Linked DNA regions of Homo sapiens: region 2 is linked to region 1. A link is an interaction called in ENCODE POLR2A ChIA-PET data of the cell type or tissue named here. Cell type or tissue: PC-9. All regions are shown on one strand. Links, peaks and the distances in the headings refer to the core of each region. The heading gives the core; the rest is flanking DNA. Region 1 has its middle 590 kb from the start of LINC01966. Region 2 overlaps LOC105373664 (a long non-coding RNA gene).

The links. Peaks named below come from ENCODE experiments on the same cell type or tissue, not always from the same donor. Only the 100,000 strongest peaks of a DNase experiment are listed, where the experiment ranks them.
Region 2: POLR2A ChIA-PET joins it to region 1 with 5 read pairs; 2 of 35 experiments call an interaction of 5 or more read pairs at or near these places.

The regions. Positions count from the first base shown.
Region 1 is chr2:145,465,069-145,477,009 of GRCh38, forward strand. No RefSeq gene overlaps it. Among named protein-coding and RNA genes, the nearest start is that of LINC01966, 590 kb to the left of the region's middle. In PC-9, for the core only: no CTCF peak of the experiment used is centred there; no DNase peak of the experiment used is centred there.
Region 2 is chr2:145,616,239-145,628,179 of GRCh38, forward strand. It overlaps LOC105373664 (a long non-coding RNA gene), which reads right to left. Exons shown (of 8, transcript XR_923414.2): 2 at 4,633-4,724; 3 at 195-357. Among named protein-coding and RNA genes, the nearest start is that of LINC01966, 740 kb to the left of the region's middle. In PC-9, for the core only: no CTCF peak of the experiment used is centred there; a DNase peak (open chromatin) is centred at 7,093.

The DNA of each region.
Region 1 (11,941 bases), core at 1,744-9,743:
CAAAATGAACTAACTACAAGCCAATACTTGGTGGGCTAGGCCTCAAGCCAGTAGCAATGTTTATTTTTCAAACCATGAAATGCATTTGGCCTTCTTTAGTTACCAGGAAAAGAAGAAGAAAGAAGGAAAACTCGATTGGCACAAAGTGGCTTCATTTAGAAAATACAAATGATTATTCTGCCAAAACCTCATCCTACTGAGTTGGGGCCTCAGTAAGGGGAGAATTCTTAAAGAACATTTTTGGGTACCTATATTAGTTTGTGTGCTTCATGTAAAATCATATTTCCAACAGTATAGCACACAATGCTTTCCATGTGAAATCAGATAATGGGTGTTATGTATTTTTTAGAATTGATAAGGCCCATTGCAATTCACTTTTTATAAAATGTGAATGTTGAGTTCTATACTATTAGGGATATAATATGCCTCGACCAAGAAACTTTCCAAATACAGTTTGAGCCAATATACCAGGATTGTAGCAAAGATTTGCTGGATTTATAATATATTTTCTCAAAAACAGTTTAACCACATATATGCAAATTCTCCTTTGAAGCTATTCTCTATTCATTGCTAAATATTTCATTATTGTAGTTGCTCTCAGTACATATAAAAAGATGGGCAGTCCAGAAACATGACAAACATAATGCTCTTTAGTAATTTTAAAAAGCTAATGAAGGGCTGGGCACGGTGGCTCACGCTCGTAATCCCAGCACATTGGGAGGCCGAGGTGGGAGGATCATTTGACGTCAGGAGTTTGAGACCACCCTGGTCAATATAGTGAAGCCCCGTCTCTACTAAAAATACAAAAATATTAGCCAGGCATGGTGGCACATGCCTGTAATCCCAGCTATGCAGGAGAATGAGGCAGGAGAATCACTTGAGCCCGGGAGGAGGAGGTTGCACTGAGCCAAGATTGCTCCACTGCACTCCAGCCTGGGTGACAGAGCAAGACTCCATCAAATAAATAAATAAATAAATAAATAAATAAATAAATAATAAATAAATACCAAAAAGCTAATGAAGATATTCCTTACAAAATATTTTACTTCATTTACTTCTAGTCCTTCCCAAATACATGAGTTTTAACAAGGAACAATGATTGCAGGCTGTAAAAAAATAAACTGCATTCAGAAACATTTTCATTAAAGTTGGCAAATACTCTTTAGTCTTAAAGTTATACAATTCATATTTGATATATCTAAGCCACTAAATAATTTCTCAAAAATTTCAAATGTCTAGATAGTACCCAGAATAAAATGAATTTTATAGAAGTACATATTTATTCTACACTTTTAGAAATATCCAGATATTGACTAAATTAGTTAGATGTGAGGGGCCCGGTGAGTATGGTATTCTAGGAGATATTTCTTCTGATACTAAAGTATTTTTTAAACTATGTTAACTGCATTTTTTTCAGTAGCCATGTGATCATAAGTTGCGCTCATGTTATTTAATATATTACAAATAAAAACATAATTTTATTTTTTAAGCACAATGTTTTTATTTAGTGGATGACTATTAGGAACCTGCAATGTGATAAGTGCTTTTATGTGCATCTCCAAGGCTTGACAATCACCCTGGAAAATGAGCAGCCTCGTACCATAGAAATGAAGAGTGAAAAAGGTTAAATAATTTTTTACTTAGCTGTAGAATAAAAATTTAAATTTAGTACCTGATGATTCTAAAGTCTACATTACTCATTTTGTATACTATCTTGCAATTTTATTAAAATACTAATAAAGAAATATACTTCTTATGGAACCATGTAGCAAAAGTGGTGGCTATGTGACTGGTACTAGACTTTCTACTACATGTTTCATTGGTTTGCCCTCCTCTTTCTTTCCCTTATCCCTGCATGATTTGGACAATAGTTCATATATCTAATACTTAAGGTTGTCTACATTTTATTTTGTTATCAGTATTGGTTAATTTGAACTTTATAAAGTTAACTGAGAATCAATGATCTAACACTATAGAATAACATCTACATAGGGCTAGACACAATGGCTCATGCCTGTTATCCCAACACTTTGGAAGGCTGAGGCAGGCAGATCGCCTGACGTTAGGAGTTCGAGACCAGCATGGCCAACATGGTGGAACCCCGTCTCTACTAAAAATACAAAAAAAAAATCGCTGGGCATGGTGGTGCGTGCCTGTAATCCCAGCTACTTAGGAGGCTGAGGCATGAGAATTGCTTGAACCCGGGAGGTGGAGATTGCAGTGAGCCAAGATCACCCCACTGCACTCCAGCCTGGGCGACAGAGAAAGACTCCATCTCAGAAAAAAAAAATTTATAGAATAATTATACACTTATGATATGCATAATTATGAACAAAGAATCTAGAAGTGCCAGAGAGTTATCTTTTGATGTTAACTTTCAAGCCTTCCAACCATGGATATAGCAAATGATAAAATGAAACTAAAAATCCAAACCATTATCTCTGCCTAAACTCAGCGTTCTGAAGTTTTATGACCTATATTCTGCTAATCTTACACACTGGAAGAATCCTGATCTTGTCTATACTATGATGCTAAGTTTTTAAAATCAAGGTAGTCCTTGTTAATTGAAAAGAATTACATATTCACTGAATTGTGATTGTCCAAAGGAATTCATTTTCTTAAGTGCAGATGCTCCTTTATTTATGATAAAGTTAAATCTTTATTCACAAAAGTTAATCTGCTTTTGAATGGAATCTTGTACTCTCTAATTGTTTAGAGAACAGTTAGAGAATTCTGTCATCTCAGAGAATCTCTGAGTTTCTTTCAAAAAGTTTACCAAGGCCCTAACATCAATCCGTGGAAGGTGCCAGACTGTGTTTGGCCTTAGGTGGTGGATCAGATGTAAATGCCCCAGGGCCTCTTTGACAGTTCATTTCATTTCAAAGTGGTCAGGAATTTGGATCCCACATTCATACAAATAATTGTCTTTCTTTTCAGTTTTTTAAAGTCCTCAATATTTTAGTGGAAAGACAAGGAAAAATAAGAGTTCCAGGTGAAGCCATCCTCTGGTCGCTCCTGCAGAGGTGACAGACTAGAAGGTATCCTGACTCAAGGTTGTGATAGAATGACTTAAGATGAGCTTCGCTGGCCTTGTTTCTCATTCCTTCCACAACCTGCCTGCTCTACCAGTGCATGTCTGATTTAAAGATATGGATGCTAGCCAACTGTTCCATGATCAATCTACACAGGAAAAAGGTGATATTGCAATTTAAAAGGAGAGGCCGATGTGATTTAGGAACACTTGAAGAGAATTGTTTGCCCTTAAACCACAGAGGTTCTTAATCTTGAGATGTTACTAAATCATCAGTACCTAGAATCAGATTTAGGAAAATTTTAGCTATGAGTTATAGGACAACACTGAATTAAAAATGGGACCATCAATGTGTGCTATATTAAACCATGATGACATGAGCATATGAGCAAATTCATTAATCTTTTAGGAAGTAAACAAATCCAGTATGAAGAATTTTATTAAAATCATTTCATAATATAGAACAAAAAAGCTTGATCTAAGGACTGGGGAGATTTCCCTTCAATAACAAGCAAACTATATATATATATGTATAGGCATCTACTAGAAAGTGGCTTTTAATGCTGAGCAAATGGGTATTGACTCTACTTTCACAGCGAATAGAATCAAGGCCTACACTACCCAATAGAACTTTCTGCAGTGACGAAATGCTTTGTATTTGCAGTGTCTGATACAATCATAAGTAGTCAATGTGGCTATTGAACACTTGAAAAGTGGATAGATTGATTGAAGAACAAATTTTTTTAAATGTCTAAGTAAATTTATATAGCCTTATGTGACTACTGGCTACTTTATTGACAGCACAAATCCGGACAGCCAATCTAACAACCAAGAAAGTATTTAACTACTAATTATAAGTGTTCTGAAAGAAAAATAATGTGAATGATAAAGCTAAGCTGGGGGACCTTACTAGCCTGGGACATAATGGTCAGAAACGAGTTTCCTGAGGAAGTCATCCCTCAGCTAATATCTGAAAAGTGAGTAGGAATTACTGGAGGAGGAAGATGAGGGTGGGGTGGAAGCAAAGGGAGCAACTTACACCCAACAATGAGGAAAGCGGAGTGTTCTCCACGTAGAAACAAAGGTATTACTTTGCCTGAATCACCTGGACATCTGAACTCAAAAGAGAGAGGAATTAGCAGAAAAACAGGCACAGTTAAGTTCATGCAGAACCTTCTGGACCATGATAAATATTTTTGTCTTGGTAATTAAAAAAATTAAAAGCTATTGAGTTTTGAATAGAAAAATGATCATACTTGCATTTTTGCAAGATCATGCTAGCTACAGTGGTGAGAGAGGATTAGAGGATAAGGGTGGATATGGAGAGGAAAATCTGAAGGCTGTGGAAGCAGTCCAAGCAGGACTGATAGTAGCTGCATGTGATGGTTAATATTGAGTGTCAACTTGATCAGATTAAAGAATGCAAAATATCGTTCCTGGGTGTGTCTGTGAGGGTGTTGCCAAAGGAGATTAACATTTGAGTCAGTGGACTGGAGGGAGGCAGACCCACCCTCAACCTGGGTGGGTGCCATTCAATCAGCTGCCAGGTAGGCAAGAATAAAACAGGCAGGATAAGATGAAAGAGCAGAATTGCTGAGTCTTCTGGCCTTCCTCTTTCTCCGATGCTGGATGCTTCCTGCCCTCGAACATCAGACTCCAAGTTCTTGAGCTTTTGGACTCTTGGACTTACACCAGTGGTTTACCAGGGGCTCTTGGGCCTTTGGCCACAGAGTGAAGTTTGCACTGTCAGCTTCCCTACTTTCGAGGCTTTGGGACTTGGACTGATCCACCATTGGCTTCCTTGCTCTCAACTTGCAGACAGCCTGTTGTGGTACTTTACCTTGGGATCCTGTGAGTCAATTCTTAATAAACTCCCTCTCCTATATGCAAAGATCCTATTAGTTGTGTCCTTCTAGAAACCCTTGATAATACACTGCACTAGGAAAATGGCAATGGAGAGGAAGAGAAGTGGATGTTTGCAGAGGTTTTAGTGCATAAAACAGATAGGACCTTATAAATATCAGATCTAGAGTGAGGAAATATTAAGTGTCACAAATAACTCATGGATTTCTCAGTCACAGAACTGGATGGATGGCTGGGACATTTGCCAATAAAGGAAAGTGGAAGGAAATCCAATCTTGCTGAGAAAATCATCATTTCAATTATGGACTCAGTGAGAATTCAGTGTCTTTGTGACATTTAAAAGTGACATAGTCAAGTGAATATACAGGTACAGAAATAAAAAGATTTCTGGCTAAGAATATAAACCTGAGGGTTAGTGGCATGTCAATTAAACATGGGCAAGAAAGCGGTTTCATGGAGTGAGAGAAGAGAGTAAGAAAAAAGAGGGCCTACAACTGAGCCATCCATAATTCCAATGTTTTATTTATTTTCAGTATTGACTTCATGTTTTATATCTGTAATCTCCAGGTCATCTCAATTTATCTTAGATGATACATTTCAAATATCCAGTTTTCTGGGTTCTATTTACTATGACTCAGTTACTCCTAAGTAGGAACATGTAGGAAGTGTTTAACCTAGGGTATCTTTACTTATGTAGATACAATGTTTCCACATATTTGTCTCTCCTGTCTTCTCCCTAAACTTCTAGTCAAAATTTCCATTTTCTCAAATTGCAGAATGTAGCAATTTTAATCAAAGAAATTTAGAGAGAGAGATGTAGCAAAGTTTTTTTTTTTTCAAAAAATACTTAAGCCAAATACATCTGAAGCTATTTCAATACACGGAAGCACATTCTTCCCACTAACTCATCTAGAAGGAGAAATGTCAACCTGAGCATCTCTAAGGGCTCTGCTCCTCCCACCACCCCAACATTTTTCCCCACTGTGTTATTCTTTTTATAGCCATGTAGCACATTGTGCATCATCTGGAGCTCTGAGAGCAACAGTGACCAACCCCTGGGTACCTCCTTTAAACAGTCCATTCTCCACGTACCAACACATCCAATAGCAGTTTCACATAGTCAGCAAAAGAAATACTAGTCATTTATCTCTTCTATTTTGGGAGTGGGGGGTGTTTGGAAGAAACTTTTCCTGGTAAGTTGCTAGAAGAAAGTAAATGGAGAACTCTGGGCTCATGTTAAAATTCACAGCTGGGCACAGTGGCTCACGTCTGTAATCCCAGCTCTTTGGGAGGCCCAGGCAGGCAGATCACCTGAAGTCAGGACTTCAACACCAGCCTGACCAACATGGTGAAACCCCATCTCTACAAAAATACAAAAATTGGCTGGGCGTGGTGGCAGGTGCCTGTAATCCCAGCTACACGGGAGGCTGAGGCAAGAGAATCACTTGAACCCGGGAGGCAGAGGTTGCAGTGAGCCGAGATCATGCCACTGCACTCCAGCCTGGCAACAGAGCAAGACTCAGTCTCAAAAAAAAAAAAGAAAAAAAAAAAAAGACCTATATGGCTATATACATGTATGTTCATATAAGATAATGAATATATAAAACCTATAACGGACCCACATGAACATATATATTTCAATAAAAATATAATTATATATGTATATACATACTTGTATGTGTATGGATTTATATAGAATCCAGTTCGCTTTTTAAAGAAATGTTTTATTTTTAATTTTTATAGGGACATAATAGGTGTATATATTTATGGACTACATGAGATATTCCAATACAAGCACGCAGTGCATAATAATCATATCATAGATACTGGAATATCCGTCCCCTCAAGCATTTATCTTTTGTATTATAAACAGTCCAATTATACTTTTTCAGTCATTTTTAAATGTCCAATTAATTTATTATTGACCATAATCATACTGTGGTGCTATCAAATACTAGGTCTTATTCATTTTTCCATTTTTTTGTACCCATTAACCATCCCAACCTCCCTCCTCCCACTCACTACCCTACCCAGCCTCTGGGAACCATTCTTCTACTCTCTATCTACATGAGTTCAATTGTTTCGATTTTCAGATCCCACAAGTGTGTGAGAACATGTGTTGTCTTTCTTTGCCTGGCTTATTTCGTTTCATATAATGACCTCCTGTTTCATCCATATTGTTGCAAACGACAGAATCTCATTTTTTCTTTTGGGTGAATAGTACTTCATTGTGTATATGTACCACGTTTTCTTTATCCATCCATTTGTCGATGGACTTTTAGGTTGCTTTCAAGTCTTGACTATTGTGAACAGTGCTGCAACAAACATGGGAGTGAAGATATTTCTTCAATGTGCTGATTTCCTCTCTTTTGGATATATATCTAGAAGTGGGATAGCTGAATCATATGGAAGCTCTATTTTCAGTTTTTTTGAGGAATCTCCAAACTGTTCTCCATAGTGGTTGAATTAATTTACATTCCTACGAACAGTGAACAAGGATTCCCTTTTCTCCACATCCTCACCAGCATTTGTTATTGCCTGTCTTTTGGATAAAAGCCATTTTAACTAAGGTGAGATGAGATCTCCTTGTAGTTTTGATTTGCATTTCTCTGATGATCAGTGATGTGCACATTTTCATATGCCTATTTACCATTTGTATGTTTTCTTTTGAGAAATGTTTGTTCAAATTTTTGCCCATTTTTAAATCGGATTACTATGTTTTTTTCTATAGAGTTGTTTGAGCTTCTGATATATTCTGGCTATTAATTCTTTATCAGATGGGTAATTGGCAAATATTTTATACAATTCTGTGGGTTCTCTCTTCATTTTTTTATTGTTTCCTTTGTTGTGCAGAAGCTTTCTAACTTGATGTGATCTGATTTATCAATTTTTGCTTTGGTTACCTGTGCTTGTGGTGTATTACTAAAAAGTTTTATGCCCAGACAAATGATCTGGATAATTTCCCCAGTGTTTTCTTGTAGTAATTTCATAGCTTGAGGTCTTAAAATTAAGACTTTAACCCATTTTTGATTTGATTTTTGTATATGGCAAGAGATAAGGGTCTAGTTTCATTGTTCTGCATATGAATATCTAGTTTTCCCAGCACTATTTATTGGAAAGACTATTTTTTCCTCAATGGATGTTTCTTGGTACCCTTGTCAAAAATGAATTTACTGTAGGTATGTGAATGTATTTCTGGGTTCTCTATTCTGTTCCATTGGTTTATGTGTCTATTTTTATGCCAGTACCATGCTTTTTTGGTTATTATAGCTCTGTAATATAATTTGAAGTTAGATAATGTTATTCCTCCTGTTTTGTTCTTTCTGCTTAGGATAGCTTTGGCTACTATGGGTCTTTTGTGGTTCCATATAAATTTTAGGGTTTTTTTTTTCTATTTCTGTGAATAATGTCATTGGTATTTTGACAGAGATTGCATTCAATCTGTAGATTTCTTTGGATTGTACGGATTAACAATATTGATTTAATGAATATGAAATATCTTTCATTTTTGTGTCATCTTCAATTTCTTTCATCAGTGTTTTATACTTTCATTATAGAGATCTTTCAGTTTTTTGGTTAATTCCTAGGTATTTAATTTTATTTGTGGATATTGTAAATTACGTTACTTAAAACGTTTTTTCTCAGAATGGTTACTATTAGTATATAACAATGCTATTAAATTTTGTATGTTAATTTTCTGTCCTGCAACTTTACTGAATTTATAAATTCTAATACATTTTTGGTGGAATCTGTAGGTTTTTCCAAATATAGGATCTTATCACCTGCAAATAACAATAATTTGGCATCTTCCTTTCCAATTTGGATGCCCTTTATTTTTTTCTTTTGTCTAGTTGCTCTAGTTAGGACTTTAGTACTATGTTGAGTAACAGTGGTGACAGTGGGCATTCTTGTCATATTCCAGGCCTTAGAGGAAAGGCTTTCAGTTTTTCCCCATTCAGTAAGATACTAGTTGTATGTCTGTTATATATAGCTTTTTGTTATGTTGAGATATGTTCCTTCTATACCCACTTTTTGAGAGTTTTTGTCATGAAGGCATGTTGAATTTCATCAAATGCTTTCTCAGCATCAATTGAAAAAATCATATGATTTTTGTCTGTCATTCTGTTGATATCATATATCACATTGATTGATTTGCATATGTTGAACCAGCCTTGCTTCCCAGGGTAAATCCCACTGGATTAACATGAATGATCTTTGTAATGTATTGTTGAATTTGGTTTGCCAGTATTTTGTTGAGGACTTTGCATCAATATTTATCAGTGATACTGACCTGTAGTTTTCATTTTTTGATGTGTCTTTGTCTGGTTTTGGTATTGGTGTAACAGTGGCTTTATAGAATAAGTTTGGAAATATTCCCTCTTCCTCTATTTTTCAGAATAGTTTGAGTAAGATTGGTTTTAGTTCTTCTTTAAACGTTTGTTAGAATTCAGCAGTGAAGCCATCATGTACCAGTCTTTCTTGGACTGAGAGACTTTTTATTATGGCTTCAATCTCGTTACTTGTTATTGGACTTGTTCAAGTTTTGGATTTCTTCATGGTTCAATCTTGGTAAGTTTATGTGTCTAGGAATTTATCCATTTCTTCTAGATTTTCCAATTTACTGGCATATAGTTGTTCTCAGTAGCCACTAGGGACCTTGAATTTCTGTGGTATCAGTTGTAATGTCTCCTTTATATCTTTGACTTTATTTATTTGGGTCTTCTCTCTTTTCTTCCTGTAACTTGTTGCATGAAATGTTCCATACATATCTATTGGGTTTATTTGGTCTATTATACGGATTTAGTCTTATGTTTCTTTGTTGATTTTTTCCTCTGGGAGACCTGTCCAGTGCAGAAAGTGCAGTGTTGAAGTCTCCAGCCGTTATTGCATTGGGATCTATCTCTCTCTTTAGCTCTAATAATATTTGCTTTATATATCTGAGTGCTCCTGTGTTGGGTGCATATATATTTATGATCATTATATCCTTTTGTTGAATTGACCTTTTTCTCATTAGATAATTACCTCCTTTGTCTCTTCTTAGAGTTTTTGTTTTGAAATATATTTTGTCTGATATAAGTATTGCTATTCTTGCTGTTTTTTTATTTCCTCTGGCATGGAATATCTTTTTCTATCCCATTATTTTCAGTATTTATAGGTGTAGTTTATTTATTGTAGGCAACAGATAATTGGATCTTGCTTTTTTATGTCCGTTTGGACAGTCTATGTCATTTGATTGAAGAGTTTAGTTTGTTTACATTAAATGTTATTAATGATAAGTAGGGAGTTACTGCCATTTTGTTATTTGTTTTCTGGTTGTTTTTGATCTTCTCTTCCTTCCTGTCTTCCTTTCAGTGAAGGTGTTGTTTTATTTTATTTTATTTTTTTTCTGGTGGTATGCTTTAATTTCTTGATTTTTAATTTTTGTGTATTTGTTGTATGTTTTTTGCTTTGGGGTTACCATAAGGCTTGAAAGCACTACCTTATAACCCATTATTTTAAAGTGATGTCAACTTAATACTGATTGCATAAACAAACACATAAAAACAAAACTAATAAAAACTCTACACTTTAACTTTGTCCCCTCACATTTTTTTTCTTTTTTTTGAGATGGAGTTTCACTCTTGTTGCCCAGGCTGGAGTAAAATGGCACGATCTTGGCTCACTGCAACCTCCGCCTCCTGGTTCAAGCAATTCTCCTGCCTCAGCCTCCAGAGTAGCAGGAATTACAGGCATGTGCCACCGCACCCAGCTAATTTTGTATTTTTAGTAGAGATGGGGTTTCTCCATGTTGGTCAGGCTGGTCTTGAAATCCTGACTTCAGGTGATCCACTTGCCTCAGCCTCCCAAAATGCTGGGATTACAGGCATGGGCCACTGCACCCGGCCTGTCCCCCAACTTTTTAACTTTTTGTTGTTTCTCTTCATGTCTTATTCTGCCTATGTCTTGAAAAGTTCTTGTAGTTGTTATTTTTGCGTGGTTCATTACTAAGTCTTTCTACTTAAGATAACACTAGTTTACACACTGCAATTACAGTGTCATGCTATTCTGGGATTTTCTGCGTGCTTACATTACCAGTGATTTTCTTTTTTTTTTCTTTTTTTTCACCATCAGATGATTTATTCTTGCATGTTAACATCCTTTTCTTTCAACTGAAGACGTCCCTTTAACATTTCTTATAGGACTGGTCTGGTGTTAATGAAATCCCTCAGCTTTCGTTTGTCTGAAAAGGTCTTTATTTCTTCTTCATACTTTGAAGGAAATTTTGGTTGGATCCAGTATTTTAGGGTAGAAGTTTTTTCCTTCAGGACTTAAAATATGTCATGCCACTTTCTCTTGGCCTATAAGATTTCCACTGAAAAGTCTGTTGCCAGACATATTGGAGCTCCATTGTATGCTATTTGTTTCTTTTCTCTTGCTGTTTTTTTGGATCCTTTCTTTATCCTTGTCCTTTGGGAGTCTGATTATTAAATGCCTTGAGGTAGTCTTCTTTGAGTTAAATCTGCTTGGTGTTCTATCACCTTCTTGTACTTGAAAGTTAATATCATTCTCTAGGTTTGGGAAGTTCTCTGATATTATTCTTTTGAATAAACTTTTTATCCCTATCTCTTTCTCTGACTCCTCTTCAAGGCCAATAATTCACTATTTGCCCTTTTGGGGCTATTTTCTAGATCTTGTAGGCATGCTTCATTACTTTTTTATTCTTTTCTCTTTTGTCTCCTCTGACTATGTATTTTCAAGTAGCTTGTCTTCAGGCTTACTAATTCTTTCTTCTGGTTGATAATTTCTGTTATTAAGGGACTTGATGCATTCTTGACTATATAAATTGTATTTTTCAACTGTAGAATTTCTTCTTGATTATTTTTAATTATTTTAATCTCTTTGTTACATTTCTCTGATATAATTCTGAATTCCTTCTCTGTGTTACCTTGAATTTCTTTGGGTTTTCTCAAAACAGCTATTTTCAGTTCTCTGTCTCAAAGGCCACAGATCTGTTTCTTCAAGACTTGTTCCTTGTGTCTTATTTAGTTTATTTGGTGAGGTCATGTT
Region 2 (11,941 bases), core at 2,572-10,571, 150 kb after region 1:
ACTAAAAAAAAATAAAAATTAGCTGGGCCTTGTGGCGGGTGCCCGTAGTCCCAGCTACTTGGGAGGCTGAGGCAGGAGAATGGCGTGAACCCAGGAGGCGGAGCTTGCAGTGAGCTGAGATCGCGCCACTGCAGTCCAGCCTAGGCGACAGAGCGAGACTCCGTCTCAAAAAAAGGAAAAAGTGAAATCAGTACCTCAGGACTGGTCCCTAAAATATCTCATGAGCTTCTTCACAGTCTTTCTTTTTCCTCGCTTGCTTCCAGTTGCGGAGAATTAAATGGTGTTCTTCCCAGACCTAGGAAGTGACATAATCACAGGATGGAAAGATCTCTGTGTAGAACTTTCTTGAGCTGAACTCTGTCATAATGAAAAATTAAACTTTATTGTATTAAGCACCCATATGGTGAAATTTGGGGGATATTTTTACAATAGGTATTATGCCTCTGAATAATACAATCTTTGTACTTTTAAAATGATTAGTAAGATTTGCTACATTTGAATGCTAATTAAATGAAGCCAGTGAAAAGGGCAACATTCAAAATAAAGACAGGAGTGAGTGAGAAGGAGAAGGCAGTAAAGTATTAAAAGTAATGGCAAAAACCGCAGTTACTTTTGCACCAACCTAATAGTAGAGCTAGGATCTATAGCACAAGCAATGGGAATACTCTGGTAGGGGAAGCAAGAAAAAATTAAGTGTAAATGAGGGTAACTCTTAAAGTTGCAGTGTTAGAAAGTTTAGAAATAGTCTATTACATCTGATAACTTTCAATTTTTCTCTGAAGTGGTAAAAACATTTGTTGGTGAGATGGAGAGCAGTTTGGTCAGAGATGGCACCGGGGTTTTTCTTTATAGGTTTTAATGGATTGTAAAATGACAAAACATAATGTTTGGCATAAGAATTACTAAGCTGATGAGCCATGTGCTATTTACCCATTCCAGAACATTTTCCAGCTTTCTCTGCAATGCTCTGAGCCTCAGGAGGTTGATGTCTATGGACTGCCTTATGTAGGCTCCCATAACCTTGATTTGAGTTTCCCAAATGAAGGCACCATAAGAGAAAAAAAGAAAGAAAGAAAGAAAGAAAGAAAGAAAGAAAGAAAGAAAGAAAGAAAGAAAGGAGGGAGGGAGGGAAGGAGAGACAGTGAGAGAAGAAAGAAAGAAAGAAAGAAAGAAAGAAAGAAAGAAAGAAAGAAAGAAAGAAAGAAAGAAAGGAGGGAGGGAGGGAAGGAGAGAGAGAAAGAGAGAGAAGAAAGAAAGAAAGAAAGAAAGAAAGAAAGAAAAGAAAAGAAAGAAAGAAACAAAGAAAAAAGAAAGAAAGAGAAAGAAAAGAAAAGTATCCCCAACCCCACCTCTGCTTCTTCCCTGCTTTGCCTTGATTCTATCAGTGATTGTGTTCCAGTTACCTCTTCTGTTAGATGGCCCTTCACCCACGGCCCCAAGCTCTCTATAAACTCTAGCAAGAAGTTTCATTCTTTTTTCCTTTTCACATCTAGGAGGCACAGTAGCTTCTCATTACTGTTATTCCCAAGATGCTTTCCTTCCATCATTGGCTTTTTTAACCCTACCCACACCTCTGTTAGTAAATCCATTATTAAATGATCCTTAGTTAAATTTCTGGCGCACCATCAATTTCCTGCTAGGGCCCTGACTGGCACTGCATTGGAGGCCATTGTAAACGTGTTTTTATCTTGAGTTAGATGTGAAGACTTGAGAATATTTTGAGCTCTGCGACTAATTATATGTGTGACTTTGAACAAGTCATATAGCTCTCTCTGTTTCAATGTATTCATCTGTAAATAAGATAATTGCACACTTGAATCATTTCAAAGGTCCTCAGTATTTTGAAAAGTATTCAGTGTGTTAGTCATTTTTACATTGGTTATTTCAGTTCTTTATTATCTGGGTGAGTCAAGGATGTTTTCTTTTCTTACATCACAGAATACTTTTATGCCAAGCAATTCTTAAAAATTCATTCCCTGTAGATTATTTTTTACTCTCTTTTAAATGCACTTCTCTCTCTCTCTCTCTCTATGTATATATATATAGATAGATAGATATAGATATACACATGTATACATATAGATATAGATATATACATATATAGATGGATAGATATCATTGTAGGTAAACTTCCTTTGTTTCAATGATTTTAATTTTTATATTTTAGAACTGGATATTTGCTACCATTTTTTAAAGAAAACATTTCAGTTGTATAGAGGTACCAAGATTTTTCTCTAGCACGGTAGATTAGATATTGCATGAGCAACAATCTCAGACTTTAAAATGATCATATTTACTTACCTACTTTTAATACATAAAATATTTACTACAAAACAAAAAGACAAAGAAGAGATTCTGAATATGCTCTCACAAATCTATTTTGTTTTATGTGTATTAAACATTTGTAAAGTATTCATTGTTTACCAGCTAGTCATTTTTCAGCAATTGGAAATAAGTGTTTAATTTTAAATGTCTTTTTTCTACAATTTTGTTTGGTAAAAAACAGCCAGTTGGATACTGTCATTTATTACTCTATATGTTCACTCTTTACTTGGCTTGAGAAATTGTGAGTACATAAAGTAAAGCAACTTTTCGAAGAAAATGTATTATTCCTCCAAACCTTAACTTAGTATTAGCATAACTTACTATATTACAAGTTACTTTTTACTTTTGAATTTTTAGTCTTTGATATTTCTGTGATTGATCTAGAAAGCAAAAGTCCTTAAAAATCATACTCAATCCACTGCCATTCCCTGCCTTCTTAACATTTTAATATATGTTTATTTCAACATCAATAGTATCATTGCAAAGAAAGAAAAAATAATCCACAGCAGATCACATTATGCCTAGAATATGTTAATGGCAGGGGAATGGAAGAATAGCAGCCACTATTTTCCTATAATGGTAGGAAGGTTTTAGGGGCTAATTCAAAAAAATTTTAATGTGGATGAATCATGGCATTTCTATCACTAATATGTTGAGCCTCTTATTGCCTCATTGTTGAATCTTGAACTATTTCTCTAATCTAGAACTTAATGGCCCACAAACATTAAGATCATGAGAATTTTACACATACCTTGTATCATCATCAATATAAATGTAGATCATTCCACAAGGGCAGGGGCCATCTACTGTAAGATGTTCACTACATAAACTAATCTCAGTAGTGCTTATTTTCTTATCTTTTGTCCTGTAAGATTGTATGTACTTTGAAGGCAGAGATAATTTCATACTGACTGTTGAATACTTAACAAAATCATTTCACCTATTATTGAAATCAATAATTATGAAGATATTTCTCCCTTCAAAGAATAAGAAAATAAGGTCCAAGAAATCAGATAACCTTTCTAAGTCTCACAAGTAATTAGTAGCATAGCAGACTCTAGGTCTCCTGACTTACAGACTGATTTATTCCTTGGCTCTCTTTTTACTTTCCTGAAACTTCTCTATGAACTTCCTACATCCTTTCTCTTGCCTTGAATCCACTTCAATTAATAACTAATGAATATATATATGTGTGTGTATATATAAAATATAATTCTAATAACTGATGAATATATGTATATACACACATACATATGCAATAAACATATGTGTATATATTTATTATATATATGTATATACACATATAATGTATGTATATACACATATAATATATGTATATACATATATAATATATGTATGAATATATATAATGTATGTATATTCATATGTATATGTATATACTTATAATGAATATATGTGTATACACACATATATATATTTATTATTTATTAGGTAGAATGTAGGAAGTTTATAGACAAGTTCCAAGAAAGTGACAGAGGCAAGGAATAAATCAGTCTATAAGTCAGGAGACCTGGAGTCAGCTATGCAACTAATACATACATATATATATACATACATACACACATAAACACACACACACGTACTTTTTAACTTCAGTAGCAATTTCTAGAAATCTCAACGAAAAATTTTGCCAAAAGTTTTTTCCACTTCTACTACCATTGTCAGGAGAAAACAGTCACAGGCCTTTATGTTCTTGTTCAATCCTTGTCTGAAGGAAATATTGGACTTGTAATGCTGCACATATGTTATGTAAATTATCGTAGCACTTTGTATTGCTTTGACCTTTATAACACCCTATAATTTGATTGGCTGACTAGTCAAGTTGATAGTGTTTACAGTCTTGCCCTTACTTGGATGGACATGATAAGATATTCCAATCTAGCCAATCAAAAAATAGAATATCAAAAAGGTCAGAGTAGTATAATGTTTTTTTAAACTACAGTCTTCTCTTTCCTGGTCAAATATATGCATTCTCATAAGAAAATAGAGAAGTCATGTGAAACGCAACATATCTGAGAATAAAAAATGTAATGAATATTTTATTTGATTACATTGATGTCAACTTTCCTGTTTTTAAAATTGATTGTCCTAGGAGAACTGCTTAGATTTTTACCAAGGCTGTGTTGTCACAGATTGTGTTTTACTTTTCTTTGAATCTCTAGAACCTATAGTAATATCATAATACAGTGCTTAGTATATATTGATTAAATAAATAAATTTGAATATCAAAACTGTCTCACTCTCTTCCCCTTTCCTGTATAAGGTAACACATAAGCAGAAGTTTACCTTCTTCTGGGTGTCCTTGGTAGCCTTATCTCTTTCTTTCTGAAGTTCCTCAAGGCTCAATGCCAGGCCCTCTTCTCACCATATTGTTTTTCCTGGGGAATTTTATTGAACATAGTTCAATTATCATTCATAAGCTGATGACTTTCAAATGTGCATTTCTATTACTCTCACCTGAGTTCTTGATTCTTATATCTTATTGCCTATTTTAAATTTTCAATTGAGTCCCAGAAGGAACTCAATTTTATTATGTACAAAAACAAACTCAAACTTGTTTTCCTCCAAGTGTCCTTATCTCAGTCAATGGCACCATCATCTAGGGGTTATCCTTGACACTGTCCTTACTCCTGCACAACATATTACTAAGAACAGTAGCTTTTACCTCTTTAATATCTTCTTAATGTATTTACCTTTATTTTTCATCACTGGGACTTTCCTAGTCAAAGGTGCCATCATCTCTTACCTTGGCCATTAGGTACTCACCTGTTGTTCTGCCTGCCATCACTTTCATAGAGAATCCAGAGTTGCAATTTAAAAATAAATTATTGACAATGCCATTACCTCTCCCATTTTCTTCCTCTTTAATATTCCATTTTTCTTAGTTTACAGATAAAATCTCTTATATTGTCTATAGGACTAATATCTGTGACACCTGAAGACACACTCTCTCTCCCCCTCTATGCTGCAACTACGCATTCTGGTTCTTATAATGTTCTCTCTTGCTACAGGGGCTTTTGCTTCTGTATCTTAGTCTGGCTAAAGTCTTTTTTTCTAGTTATGAATGGAACTAAGAACAGATATTTTTGTCCACTAAATAAGTGGATATTTAACACCTTTGAAAAGACAGGAAAACAATGGGCAGACGTGTTCCTGGAGAATATAGACTCATCAACCGGGAAGAAAGCAAAAACAAGGATAATATGTTTCCCAGTCTTCTCTGAATCCACTGGGAAATATCAGAGAAAACCTTTAATCCAAGCAAAGAGTAAAATTATTCCAGGCAGATATGGGACATACTTTTGCAGTTAAATGTATGTTCTATAATAATTATTGTATGATAAATCTGGTCATCAGCAAAGAACAGAAATAAAAGTCAGAATATCAATCCATCTATGTCTGTGCCCTTGGCTTCAGGACAAGGCTGATTTGACTTTCACTCTGCAACTCTCCTTCTTCCTAAGTCAGGTGGATTAGAGAAGAAGTGAGTTTATCTAACTTTTTTGTCTTCCTCAATGTCTGTCAAATATTTAGTATTTGTAATTCCTAGACTTTTAAATTTTTCCATTCTTACACATAATGTTTTACTCATTTATTAATTTATAGTTCATTTGTTTATGCATATGCTTAAAAGAATTTTATTGAGATGTTGTGCTAGAAACAGGGATATACAAGACAAACAATAGCAAAGTTCCTAACTTCACGAAGCTCAGAGTCCAATAGAGAAGAGAGATTTAATAAAACAAGCAGACAAAGAAAGTAAATGTTGTAACTTTTGGCAAAATGCAATTGAGAAAAGTATCTCAGTGTCATGAAGGGATCTAACAAAGGATCCTAGTTGACTAAAGAATGCTTCCTGGAGGAAGTGATATTGGGACTGAGATCTGACTGATGAGTAGGAGTTAGCTAGTATAAACCTGATCATGTATGTCACTCCACTGCCTGAAATACTCCAGAAGCTTCCCCCTTCTTAAAGTGAAATTCAAACTCCTGACCACGGTCTTAAAGGCCTTTTCTGGAAATTCTCCCTTTCAGACTTTCATATACTGTGCTTCCCTTTGTCATTCCATTGTTAGCTTAAATTTTACCTTCACAAATTCCAGTCTAAAGAAACAGAGCTTTGCCCAACTAATTTTAATGTTTTTTTACAAATCTTATTTTTCTCTGAAATTGCATATTTGTAGTTGTGGTTGTTGTTGTTGATCACCTGCCTCTCTCAGTAGAATATAAACTCCGTAAGAGAATAATCCTTCTGTCTTTTGTTCCTCCCTATATCTAAATCACCTCATGCGGCACTGTCACATAGAAGAAGCTTACTAAATACTTCTTCAATTAATGAATACTGTTTAGATTAGGAGAATCCCTAAGTGAATTATAGCACCTTTTCGAATCAGTGTGGCCTTTTGCTTTGGAACTTTGTTAAATTTAATTTTCAAACTTTGGATTTCATCTTAATTTGAATGCGAAACTAAACACACCAAAGTGACTAATTAAATAAAAAGAAAGTATATATTTAGTATAACCAAGACAATATAGGTAATGCATTACTTTTCCTTACTCCTATAGCCTTCTTAACCATGAAAGAATAGCTATAGATATAAGTGAATTGAATTCCATTCACATTTTAAATTTCATTCTCAAAGTACCAAGGGTAAGGTCAAACTTGATTTTCTGGAAATATTTGCCTTTTTTTTTGTCCCTTAGTCAAGCCAGAGTCATCTGGCATCCTTACAAGGACCTTTCCTGCTTCTGTGGGTTATAAACTATGTGTGGGACAGACCAGTTATTATTTACTCAGGCGTTGGTATATTGTTTGATGAAACAGTCAGCAGAATGGTCAAAGGAGAAACAATTTAGGGGTTAAATGAGAAGTAAGTTGTATTTTTTCCCCGCTTTTTTCCTATAGGCTCAATGTAAAAACTGCGGTTTTCTCTGCTTGGGAAAAACATAATAAATTACTAAGTTTCTTGTTTTCAGCAACAGTAGAGGATATGTCTAAAAACCTAGGCAATGTGTTTTAATGAAAAACCACCAGTTTTAATGCGAAATATGAATGAGACAAACAAATCAAATGAAGTTAACCAAACAATATTTACCAACTAATATCGTACAGTTACCTTAACGACAAAGAAATTGGACATTTGGGGATTTGTGGTTAAAACCCAAAACGACCTACCATAATCAAACAAGTTCTGTAAAATTCCACAGTTCATCATAAAATTCATGGAGAGTCTGTTTCATCTACCAGAAAATTTCCTTCTTCACTCTCACATAACTAATTCTCCCAATCTATGAGTAAGATTATGCTTCAGGGAAATGTAATCCTTAATTGCTAGCCTAAGTCATTGGTAGTTTGAGAGGTACTGATTTAGCTGTTGCTAGAAAATTGAATAGCAGAATGTTGGAAGTGGAAGAAAATTAGAGACTATGGGCCCACCCTTTGGTATTAGAGAGGGTGTGTGACGGTTCAACAAAATGTCTTGTAGTTTATTAGCAACTAACTCAGATTCTGCTTGAATTCTCATGTCTTGCCACAGCATCTAGTCAACTTCTCATTAGCTGGATGCTGCTTGGGCCACTACTTGTTACTGCATTGCTGCTCAATAGAATTTCATTTCTATGTGGTTTGTTTAATAACCACACAACATAGAATCATCTAAATGTACCATCAGGTAAAGCTTATTGTAAAGTCATGACAGATTTCAAGAGATAGGGGCTCACATCATCATTATTATTATTATCATTATTATTAGAGTCAGGGTCTCCCTCTGCCACACAGGCTGGAGTGCAGTGACATTATATTGGCTCAATGCCGCCTCGACCTCCCAGGCCCAAACTATTAGGAGCTCATATTAAATAATCATTGGAACACCTTTCAGCTCTCTCTAATAAGAAGCTGGATGATATGAGAACTATGTTAAGATCGTATGTAATTTTTTAAAATCACAAAAGTGAATGGGCTTTGGAAAATAAATAAAATAGTAAAGTCTCTCTACTCCTGAAGATTTTAAGTACTGTGCTTATACTCTTGCTAGAAAACCATGAAAACTTTCTCCATTATCATCATCTATTCTGATCAGCCCGGTAGTCAACATTGTCAATGGTGTGCACTATAATTGAAGGGGAAAAAAAGAAATTATTTCTGACTTATCTCATTTCAAATGCACGCTTGCATGATGATGTATTACACAAAGCCATTATCACAATTAAGTTAAAGCAAAGCTTGTGACCACCTAAAATGTTTGATTTTTCTCTTAACAAAAATAATAAAGAGATTTAGTCCAAAATAAGGAAATCAACTGTATAAAAAGAGATAAAGCATGATTTTACAGGAAGAAGGATTTCAATGTAGAAAATTCCTTTGTCAATATATTTTAAAAATTCTACTTTGGACCCACTATCACATATTCAATATTTTAGCAAGAAGGGAATTTCCTCCCTCCCCTCCACTGTGTATATTTCCTCTCTCCCCTCCTCTTCTGTATATTTGGTATACAGATACCAGATCCTTGCTTTATAACCCATGGAAACCTACCCAAAGATCAGAGGCATATGAGATTAAAATCTGGGGCATAATTTTCTAAACAGTATGTGTTGGGTCTTTTTGGAAATTTATTGGTCAAAACATTTTTTGTAAAATGGAAAGAAGATTTTAGTAGAGGAGAAACATTTCTATCAAGAGAACCTAAACAGTAGTTTCCTCAGATTTTCATGCCACTCCCCCAACACGTGATTCTTCTCTAAATCCCTGGCTGAGCAAGGAACCATTTTAATTAGACTCTGAGGCAAGCAACATTGTGTCCATGGTAACAGGTATAAAAAGAACTTAAAAAAAAAGAAAAAAATAAGAAAAAAATGTGATAACTGAAAATGTGTTTAAATCATGATAAAAGGATTTAAACAGATGTTATTTTTTTCAAAGTGTTATTTTAAAAAAGAATTTTAAAGGGCTCTTGATATGAGAAAAAATCATTTTTGGATGTATCTTTAGGGAAGGTTTCTCACTCCTAAATTCTGTAGTTCATGATTGCTATGGGTGAGTTGGATGCCTGTTAAGTGAAAGGGGCGCCCAAGGGGAGAAATCAGAAAGTAAAACCAAGGTACCTTCAGGTAGATGCTTCAGATCAGGTGAGCTAAAGTCTCTGCAGTGTTGTTTAGTAGGCTGCATGTGTTACGGTCCTTTTTTATTAAAGTTTGTGTTCAGAAAAGAGAAAGTACAGGACTTGAGTTTTGGAGACTGGTAGGGGTGTGGATAAACCTGGATATATTGCTTAGAAAATGACAAAAAATGAAGAAGCATAGAGCAGTGTATCCTTCAGTGGTAGATGCACTTGCTTCCACAGCTTTAGACAAGCCTGAACTTATGTGAAATAATTTTCTTACACTATGAATTTGACCACCTCTTTATTATGTGCATTCTCTCTCTCTATATATATATATAGATATATAATTCATTTTATATATGATGTATATAATTCATTCACTTTAGATATATATAATATATTGCATATATTATTTATGTATATATATATAGAGAGAGAGAGAGTGAGACAGAGACAGAGAGAGGGAGACAGAGAGAGGCAGTCATAGTCAAGAGGTTATCCCTAGCAACCCACATTTTCAGAATCAGTAGAAAGTCATTATGAACAAGGCCAAGGTAAGAAGAGGGGCTTGTCCTCATGTTGATTTTTTGTTTTTCTGCCAATTACTTTCTCCAGGAATAGTGATTCTGCCACTTTGTTTGAAATATACAAATGACTCCCTGAAGTTAATTGTCCCTCAGAAAGCCCAGGCAAATTCCATGGAACTAAGTGAAGGGTAAGTTATAAGAGGAAACCCAGAGAGAGTAGTAGGAAAGGAGACTTTGGGCCTGGCAGAAGGATGGCTTATTTTGGCTGGATTCCTTCTGAAGCTTAACTACCCACTGATTGAAAGCAAATTGGATGTTAAGGAAGGCTGGAGTGCCCATGTGAAGGAAAACAAACAAGCAGTGACCCTAAGTTGGTCTTGGAGGAAGTCAAATCTCTTGTTGCTTTGCCTCAAATGTTGAAAGAACTTAAATACAGCTTTGTGTACAACATAATTTTCAGTTATTTGGATTTTTGTAAATAAACTGGTTATCTGAGAAAATACCAGCCAGTAGAGGTGAACTCTGAAGAGTAGGAGAGAATGTGGGAAAATAAATTAAAGTATTTTATTTTAAATTTGTTCTTAGATTTGATATTTAAATTAATAGGCTTTCTAAGAGTAGTAAGTCTAGATTTATCATATAAGATAAAGAGTATAACAGCATAGCACTGATTATAAATCATTTTTTATTGAACGGGGAATTACATTTCATACATCATTCACAAATTGATATAGTAATTACAAAAATATTCCTGATTCTACATACACATACAAACGAACTCACGCACGTGAAGACATACTCATATAAACATATACACATAGATATTCACACTTACATGCAAACAGGAAAAAATCAGCTGTACATGGAATCTCATATTATAGATGGATTTCACTTCTGCTACTCTATTACAATGTGAGTATAATACCTACTTACAATTAAATTCTACACTCTGAAGTTTCATTTTACACTCTCTCAATTTGCCTAAGTGCAAAATTGTATGTGTTTGTGAAGACATTTGTAATAAAAGGAGAATCTTTTCCCAAAGTTTTTATTTTTGGATATCATTTCTATGATATTAATAGGTGTCCCATAAGGAAAAGGTCTCCATAGCTACATGTGTTTATAGAAATTATGGTTTAAACTCATCTTTTTCATGAAAAACTTCAAGATTTTTAACTTATTTATTATGAATCTCTCAATGAGAGTTATTCTATATTGGCCAAACAAATTTGTTCATGGAAAGTTATTTTCGCAGCATCTTCTAAGAAAAATAAAACATAAGATGAGATACATTGACAAATAGAAGGTCACTGTGGTTCAAACAGTTATTGTTCAAAGTCTACATCCTTTTAAAATGAATGCTAGTTGCATATCTACTAGGCCAAACACTGTACAACAGCTTGTTTTGTCCTTGGGATAACCCCATGAGATACATGTGAATATCTGCCTTTAATGAACAAACAAGCTAAGACCCAAGAAGGCTAAATATTTTTTCTCAAGTCCATGCGGCTAACAAAGATGAAGCTAAATCTTGAAATAATGTGTTCTGTAGACTATGTTCTACCAGAAATGATAAGCAGCCTACTGACTTATTTTTCAAATCAGCATCCATGCATGCGCTATGCAAGTAAGAGTACAGTTTTGAGAAAGGAGAGTATTTCTCTTTACGTCATGATTTTAGAGGTGCCAGGAAACCTGCCCCCCTCCTCAAAATGCCTTCTCAAACCATCTACATAATGCAAAACTTCTGAGTAGAAATGCTTCTTTTAAAAGATTTATTTTCTCCTCTGAAAAATGCAAATATTCTTGCAAATTCTTTAACACTGTCTCAATACTTTAAAGAAGTTCCCAAATCTGGCTGAGCAGCAGCAATTACTTAGAAAAAACTTTAAAAATATATAGACACCTTACAAAACCCTAGATCTTTTCAAACATAGTAGCTAAAGCTGGAGTTGAGAAATCTTT